Linked DNA regions of Homo sapiens: all the other regions are linked to region 1. Evidence: chromatin contacts called from ENCODE Hi-C or POLR2A ChIA-PET data. All regions are on one chromosome and are shown on one strand. Each heading gives the region's core, a stretch centred on a gene start or an enhancer-like site at or near the end of the contact. The rest is flanking DNA. Distances are from core to core; before and after follow the strand shown.

Region 1 (2,614 bases), core at 38-2,537:
AGGGTGTTACTTGTGGTTGAGGTTTTTAAAATATAGATATCCTATTGACCAGCCTCATTCATTAAAAAAACCACTGCTTGGCAACTGAAGGCTTAGCTTTAAGACTAAAAAGATGACCCAGAAAAAAGTTTCCAAAGACCCTACGTTTCCAGTCTTTGATTTACCTACATATCCCTGCCTAACTCTTTTAGGAACATGGAAGTGTAAGTCCAAAGATGAAAGGCTTTGTTCTCAATTTCATCACTTCATTGAGTCCCACAAAATTATCCTTTTTCCTGACTGGTAAGCTGTAGAACATGGAACATGAGGAAATGATTTTTAAATCATCTCAAAATTAAATGATTATAATGTCATTTTATGCCACAATGAACTGTTTATGTACTTCTCAAACCCCATTTTTAAAATTTCATTTTAAAAACATCCCTACTTCATTAGCTCCACACCAGCTATACGAATGAGCTGTCCATGGCAACAGCAGTAAGTGCACTGAAGACAGATTTCTGCAGCGCCAGCCTTCCTGGCCTCCAGTACCCTGCTGAGCAACAAGCAGAGGACCCAGCACCCGCACTCAAGCTTCCTAAACCACGAATTACTCCTCACCAGCACCCAAAAGCAGCTCCCAGAACAAGCTGGTGGAAAATGTAGTGGGGAAAACACTAACCTCTACCACAAATAAAGACTCTGCACATCTATTTTTTGGGGGTTTTTTGAGACAGAGTCTTATTCTGTCGTCTAGGCTGGAGTGCAGTGGTGCCATCTCAGCTCACTGCAACCTCTGCCTTTGGGGTTCAAGTGATTCTCATGCTTCAGCCTCCCTAGCAGCTGGGATTACAGGTGTGTGCCACCATGCCCAGCTAATTTTATAATTTTACTAGAGATGGGGTTTCATCGTGTTGGCCAGGCCAGTCTCGAACTACTGACCTCAAGTGATCTGCCTGCCTCAGCCTCCCAAAGTTCTGGGATTACAGGCATGAGTCACCACGCCAGACCTCTGCTGGTCTATTATTTAATGCAGTCCAATGTATTAACATTTTCCTTTACACTTAGTGCTTTTTATAATCCGTTTAAGAATTTTTCCAGGAAACACATAGAAATATTGTACATTATCTCTCTTCCCCATCCACTGGCTCACGAAGATCTTGGTTGTATCACAGTCATGGCATGAATCAGATTTTTGGACTTCTTCCCATCTGATTTTCACTTATAGGAATTTTTCAAATCGTTCTTAAATAAACCTAATAAGGATGTTTTCCCAAACGCAGGTTACCTTGGCATCAAATTTCTCAAGTGTCTGGCTCCGAGGTGGATCTGGAATTTTCAGCCTCTTTGTGATGTTAGCAGGGCTTTTTATTTCCATGAAATCTTGAGGTAACAGAGGGTAGGGAGGAGAGAGCAAACACTGACATCCCAGACTGGGAAAGGGGAGAGATGGTGGAAACTGAGACCAAAACACTAAAAACTGCTGGGTCCATTTTTCTTCCCACTGGGAATTCAGGCAACAGCATCAAGGGCTGGTACAAGGCATAGCCTCGGAGACAGACCTGCCTGTGGCCTGGCAGGATCTCCTGCTTAAGGGCCTTATTGCCCTGCTTCATTAACAGCCACGGCTTAGCAACAATCTGCCAGCAGGGGTCAGTCTCGGTCGCCACACAGAAGCCAGGAGGCTCTCTCCAGCTACAAAGCCACGCTCTGGAATGTTCCAGAAGTTGTTCGGTGCCACTGCACAACACTCAGCTTCTCTTCCTATCTTGTCACCTCGGCACCTGTTTCCTAGTTTTTCAAGATTGCATTTCATACTTAGAGAAATTAATTACCTTATATTCCTGTGGCAGAATTTCATACTGAGCTAAATAATTATACCAAGTTCCCCATATCATGTATAAAACCTCCCTTTCCCTTGATTTTCCTTACGGTAGCAGAAAGGTCGACCTTTTCCATATTTTAAAATTAAGGAAAGGACGCATTCTTACTTGCAGTGGAAAATGTACAAATATTACATAATGTGACAATTGTATTTTCTAATATTCCCATTGAGGGTTTAGTTATCTATGGGATAAATTTCTTTTTTCTCTCTAAATTACAAAACATCCTTTCATTAAGCATCTTGCCCCAAACAGCTCCTCTCAAAGTCCCTGGGAGGCTGGCAAGGGGCTCATGGCCTATACTGCCTAACCCCAAGCTCTCCTTGGACTTACTCGGAGGCTGTGTCCCAAACACCAAACAGTAGGGGCACCTGCACTGAGACCAGGAAAGCAAATCTGATGTCAAAAAGGTGTAGAATGAAGAATCTATTTCTACTTTAAATTTGAGGGTGGCTCTTTTTCAAGACACACTGCTGAATTAACAAACAGTTCTGGTCTAATAAATGATTATATTTCATGCTAGAAGGATATAACTATACTTAGTAGGTTACCTTTTCCTAAAAAATAAAATAAAATTCCCCCATGGATCTAAGTCCCATCAAATACAACATTCAGGAGGGCATAAGTTCTCATTTCCCAAAGTGGGGAAAGCTGTTGCAAAAAAAAAAAAAAAAAAAAAACCAAAAAACAACAACAGTTCTTCACAATGCCTGTCTTCCAACAAGTCTGTCTTACTGGTATTTTAAAGTGTG
Region 2 (2,614 bases), core at 75-2,574, 220 kb after region 1:
GAGGACACTAGCCCGAGCTTTAGTTACAATATCTTTTTTCACTGCCCATTAGGTGCTCAGCTGCCCCCTCTCTCCTTTCCCCACACACGCCGGCTCCTAGGGTGGACTTTTTTTTTAACCTCTGTAACTAAATAACCTGATAACGCCATGTGATAAGGGAATGGTGGCCTAAAAACCCTAAGTTTCCAATTCCAGCAGCCATGGCTCCATTTTCATGTTTCACACACAGAAGACATTAACGAAGGCCCTAAAAATAAGAGACACTGGAGGCAGCCAAAGAGACACCTAACACTCAATCAAAGCCGTGCAAGTGAGGAGAGCAGTTTTTGGGAGCCAGGCCAAACACTGTTCTATTGGAGGAATGAATTTTGTGTTTGTGCGCAGTCAGCAGCCCAGAGGAGATGTGAGAATACAGGACCTGGACAACTAAAGGCCCGGGAAAACCCTCTCTGTCCTGCCAGAGTCTACCGCATGGGCAAACACTCCATACCCAAACTGTTCAAAAGGGATGACTTATTTCTTCCATGCAAAAGGCCAGAAGAAAAATGAAAAGCCAGAAGGAGAGAGGAAACAAGGGTGTGATGGTTTCTTTGCAAACCTCTACTGCGGAACAGCTCCATACTCACCAAGCCAGGTCTACACAGCAGGCCTGGTTTAGTGTTGGCTACTGGTTTTCCATCCCTAAGACATGTGCAACCTTGCCAAATGCGGGGGGTAGCAGGGTAGGCAGGCAGCATATTCATCCTCAGGGGAGAACAGCAAAAGCCCAGAAGGAATTTTAATTTCTCTTATAAAACAAAAATCTCAAGACAAAAACTTTACTGCCAAACTTTACATGGAAAGCAAAAATAAACTATTTGCTTTATACCTGCTGCCACAGGTATGAAATATTTTATTAGATGACTGTCCACTCACCATTAGGCTGACTCTCAAATTATGGACAGGAAGAGAGCAAACCGTTCACTTGATGGACGCAGCTAAGATGAACACTCAGCTGCTCACATTGTGTTCAGGTTCTGGTGCATTTTGAACACTTCGTAAGAGAAATTACTGAAGCTCTTAATAACAAACTTGCCTTCCAGAACAGAAAGGTTTTATGAAAAAATCCTCAACCAAACCCTTGATACATTCTCAGTTAAATGCTATACTAAAAGTTCTCAGGAAGTCTCTATTTTGGAGACCTGTAATTTTTAACCGTATAGTTTGGTTGCTGCTGACTAAAGCTGAGAGTAATTTTACAACTCCATTATCCACATGTGGATGACTCATTTGTTAGATTAGCCTAACTTCCAGCTGCCCTCCCCCTCTGCTGTTCAACCTGCTGCTGGATAATGTTCCAACTGCCTGCTCTAAGAGGCTGAAAGTATGCAAACCCATCTTAACACAACACAGAGACAAAATGAGATAGTGGTGTTGACTATGTTTTGAATGCATTTCTCCAAGACAAATAAGAGTTTTGGATTGATGCACTGTTTTGGGCAATTGGCACAATTTCACTTTATTAGTATGAATTTTAATGTGATGTTTCTAACCTCTTAAATCAAAGTGTGCCTCAAAGTATGCTCCACAAACCCTTAAGGGTCCTCATGATCAAACCACTTTAATGATAATACTGAGCCACTATTTGCCTTTTTCCTTGTGTTGACGTTTGCACTGATGGTGCAAGAGCAATGGTGGTGTGACAGCAGGAACCTTAGCCTGAGTCAAGGTGACAGTGCCAGGCGGTACTAGCAGGAATTATGTTCTTCCCACCATGAAATCCCAGGGGCTTTTTGTTGTCTTTTATGCCAGTTTCATTTAAGAAAGTCTCGATGAAGCATTAACAATTATTGATTCTGGGCCAGGCATGGTGGCTCACACCTATAATCACAGCACTTTACGAGGCCAAGGCAGGTGGATCACATGAGGCCAGGAGTTGGAGACCAGCCTGGCAAACATGGTGAAACCCCATCTCTACTAAAACTATAAAAATTAGCCGGGCGTGGTGGCGTGTGCCTGTAATCCCAGCTACTCATAAGTCTGAGGCAGTAGAATCGCTTGAACCCAGGAGGTGGAGGTTGCAGTGAGCTAAGACTGGGCCACTGCACTCCAGCCTGGGCACAGAGCAAGACTTTGTCTCAAAAAAAAAAAAAAAAAAAGGTTCAGAATTCTGAGTAAATATTCTGACACATAAAGCATTTGGCTACACTCCAGGGATGAGGGCTGTCTTGAGCTGAGCAGCCACTCTCTCCATGAAACACCACTTTGACTCAAAAGAACAACTACAATATGGTTGCTTAGACTTGGATATTTGGCAGATACTTTTTTGAAATACAATAAAGTTTTCCAAGTGAAAAACACAATCTTAGAAAATGTGCATCTACCGTCAGCTTGACGGCTTCCTAATAATACTTAAAGGCTCTTTGATGAGACTGATGGTGATACTAATAATTGTGACTTTTTTGATGTTGAATAATGAAATGTGTCAACATTTAGAAGAACCTGCAGAACTCAATGAAATAGTGTTTTCCAAACTAAAGAATGCGGTCACACCAACACATAAAAGAGCCATTCAACACATAAGATGGACCAATATGAAACACAGACACGGTTTCATTCTCTACCTTGCAACCAA
Region 3 (2,614 bases), core at 33-2,532, 140 kb before region 1:
AGTACTTTGGGAGGCCGAGGCAGGCAGATCACAAGGTCAGGACTTCAAGACCAGCCTGGTGAATATGGTGAAACCCCTTCTTTACAAAAAGTAAAAAAATTGGCCGGGCATGGTGGCGCGTGCCTGTAGTCCCAGCTACTCGGTAGACTGAGGCAGGAGAATTGCTTGAACCCGGGAGGTGGAGGTTGCAATGAGCCAAGATTGCACCATTGCGCTCCAGCCTGGGCAACAGAGTGAGACTCCATCTCAAAAAAAAAAAAAAAAAAAAGGACAACAAAGGGTTCACTTTAACTTGGCAATGGCTTCTTGGAAACCAGCAATGCACAGTGACACCTCCATTAGGGAAAACTCTGTAATTCATAATTCCTGGGGATGGAAGGCAGAGAAAAGGCTGAGTAATGACTGCAGCAAACACAAATCTAGCCAGGCACTGTTCTAGGCACCTTCCATACTTACTCATTTAATCCTCCCAACATCCCTAGGAGGTTGGTCCTTTTACCATTTCCATTTTAGACTTGGAGAAACTGAGGCAAGAGAGATGAGCTGCATGGCTCCAGGCTATACAGCTATGAAATATTGGAGCTGGGATTTGAACCCTTGAACCCAGGCAGTGTGGCACTTCCTCGCCACACCCTGCTGCCTTCTTGGAATGACGAGGTGACAGCCACGTTGCCCAGCAGGTGGGAGAAGAGGGACAGTCTTTAAGGAGAAGGGGACAGGGACAGCCCTTCATTAGAGCTAGGAGGAGCCAGGCAAGAACCCAGGGAGGTGAAAGCCTCACCCTAACTCTTTCTTCTTATTTTTCTCCCCTCTCATTACTTCCCTTTTCAGCCACATCTGAGTTTTTTACACCAGCACCCAGCTTTCCGACATGCTGGGAAACTAAGCTCTGTGATTCAGATGTTTCTTTGGAATAACAAAGTTTTCAACATAATAAAAAGGACACAAACAGCACTCAGGCACGTCAGGCCACACAAGTGGGAGAGGTTTGGGTCCCAAATAGGGTTCCAGGACCCAAGTACGAGTTCCTTCCATCAGAATGGAGGTGTTCCTCTGAAGTAGCAGGGGGTGCAATGAGAGGGGTTTACTTGGTTTTTAAACAGGAACTGTTTCCACCTCCTGGAGTGATCAAGAGGTGCCTCTTTCCTCTGAGAATGCTGGAGGGTTTTACTCCACAGGAAGAAGTTGCACAGAGGCTCAGTGTATTCAGGTGTGGCCAGCCTCTGGAGATGTGTATCCAAAGTCAACACCCTGCATTGAATCATGGGACAGGGTTTTCAAACACAGACAAGGGCGGGGTGGAGGGGGGGCAGTAACAACAGAAGCCTTGAAAGGCAGTTTTCACACACAGTATTTACCACACTCTGCAAGACTTAGGAAACCTCAAGGAATATTTTTTTTCTTTCTCATTTCCAGTATCTCTAGGTCACAAATCTCCTGTGGTTCCTCTAACAGGCACATCTGCAGGGTGAGATACAAGTTCTAGAGATGAGAAACTCTAAAAACATTATTTATTAGATGCTGTCTTTAGGACAGTGTTTTTGAGAGAGCATTAGATGTGGATTCCAGCTTGGGGTCGGGGAGTAGGGTTTCTCCCCTTGCAAATCCTCCACCCGAGCATTTGAGGGTTTAAATTTTCCAGTTTGATCTAATGCGAACATAAAAGCACTGCGACAATCTTGGGCTGATTTTAATTACGAACACAGGCAATACGCTGAGAGCACAGCTGGTGTGTGGCCCTAACCAGCTTCCCAGAAGAGAGTGGCGCTATCAGAAATGACAATAATAGACCAGGTTTTTAAAACCATTTACATGCAAGTTGCAAAATTCCCCTCCATAGTTTGGGGATAGAATGGTTGATTAGATTGCAACGATTGAGTTGGGAAAACATTAAAAAATGAGAAAAAATGAAATAAGAGTGAGAAGGATTAAGTCAGGCATTAAGAACATCAGAACAATTACAGGATTTCAGCCTATGATATATTACACTACATCATCCATATGAACACACTCATGTAGTGTAAATACACCATACTGATTGCATGCTAATGCAGATGTATGCCTATAAAACTTAAAATGAATCTTAACTCATATGTGATTGAAAGATATTAACAGAAAGAAAGGAAAATGAGCTGTCCATTTAAAGATGCACTCTTTCTGTTCATTGGATGGATGCTTTCAATACAGACTTGAACTTTAATCACTGATAGGAGGTTTTGATATTTGCTTGGTAAAATTTTATTTATTTATTTATTTATTTTATTTATTTATTTTTGAGATGGAGTCTTACTCTGTCACCCAGACTGGAGTGCAATGGTGCGATCTCGGCTCACTGCAACCTCCGCCTCCCGGGTTCAAGTGATTCTCCTACCTCAGCCTCCCGAGTAGCTGGGATTACGGGCACCTGCCATCATGACTGGCTAATTTTTGTATTTTTTTTTTTGTTTTTTGGTAGAGACGGGGTTTCACCATGTTGGGCAGGCTGGTCTTGAACTCCTGACCTCGGGTGATCCACCTGCCTCGGCCTCCCAAAGTGCTGGGATTACAGGTGTGAGCCACCGTGCCCAGCAGGTAAAATTTTAAACTAACCTAATCTGAAGAGGAGGGGAGACTG

The links. A loop is a pair of places that touch in the nucleus more often than their neighbours do. ChIA-PET counts read pairs that join two places held with the same protein, here RNA polymerase II (POLR2A). Pooled maps may share reads with other maps.
Region 2: a loop to region 1 is called in a pooled map, with 2.3 times the contacts of the local background. The contact joins two enhancer-like sites. A Hi-C loop is called at or near these places in 1 of 168 maps with a recorded cell type or tissue (endothelial cell of umbilical vein) and 1 of 50 pooled maps. POLR2A ChIA-PET finds 5 or more read pairs at or near these places in 3 of 52 experiments (AG04450, Caco-2 and Panc1).
Region 3: a loop to region 1 is called in a map of GM12878, with 2.6 times the contacts of the local background. The contact joins two enhancer-like sites. A Hi-C loop is called at or near these places in 1 of 168 maps with a recorded cell type or tissue (GM12878), 3 of 37 single-sample maps with no recorded cell type and 3 of 50 pooled maps. POLR2A ChIA-PET finds 5 or more read pairs at or near these places in 1 of 52 experiments (activated naive CD8-positive, alpha-beta T cell).

Annotation. Positions count from the first base shown.
Region 1 is chr17:66,566,409-66,569,022 of GRCh38, reverse strand. The region is part of intron 3 of PRKCA (protein kinase C alpha); the gene reads right to left. Among named protein-coding and RNA genes, the nearest start is that of PRKCA-AS1, 150 kb to the right of the region's middle. Within about 2 kb of position 1,287, at least 5 of the 41 ENCODE cell types and tissues checked have a DNase peak (open chromatin) inside an H3K27ac peak, as active enhancers do.
Region 2 is chr17:66,347,466-66,350,079 of GRCh38, reverse strand. All of the region lies in intron 2 of PRKCA (protein kinase C alpha), which reads right to left. Among named protein-coding and RNA genes, the nearest start is that of PRKCA, 46 kb to the right of the region's middle. RefSeq lists an enhancer at 1,195-1,489. Within about 2 kb of position 1,324, at least 10 of the 41 ENCODE cell types and tissues checked have a DNase peak (open chromatin) inside an H3K27ac peak, as active enhancers do.
Region 3 is chr17:66,710,704-66,713,317 of GRCh38, reverse strand. The region is part of intron 8 of PRKCA (protein kinase C alpha); the gene reads right to left. Among named protein-coding and RNA genes, the nearest start is that of MIR634, 75 kb to the left of the region's middle. Within about 2 kb of position 1,282, at least 9 of the 41 ENCODE cell types and tissues checked have a DNase peak (open chromatin) inside an H3K27ac peak, as active enhancers do.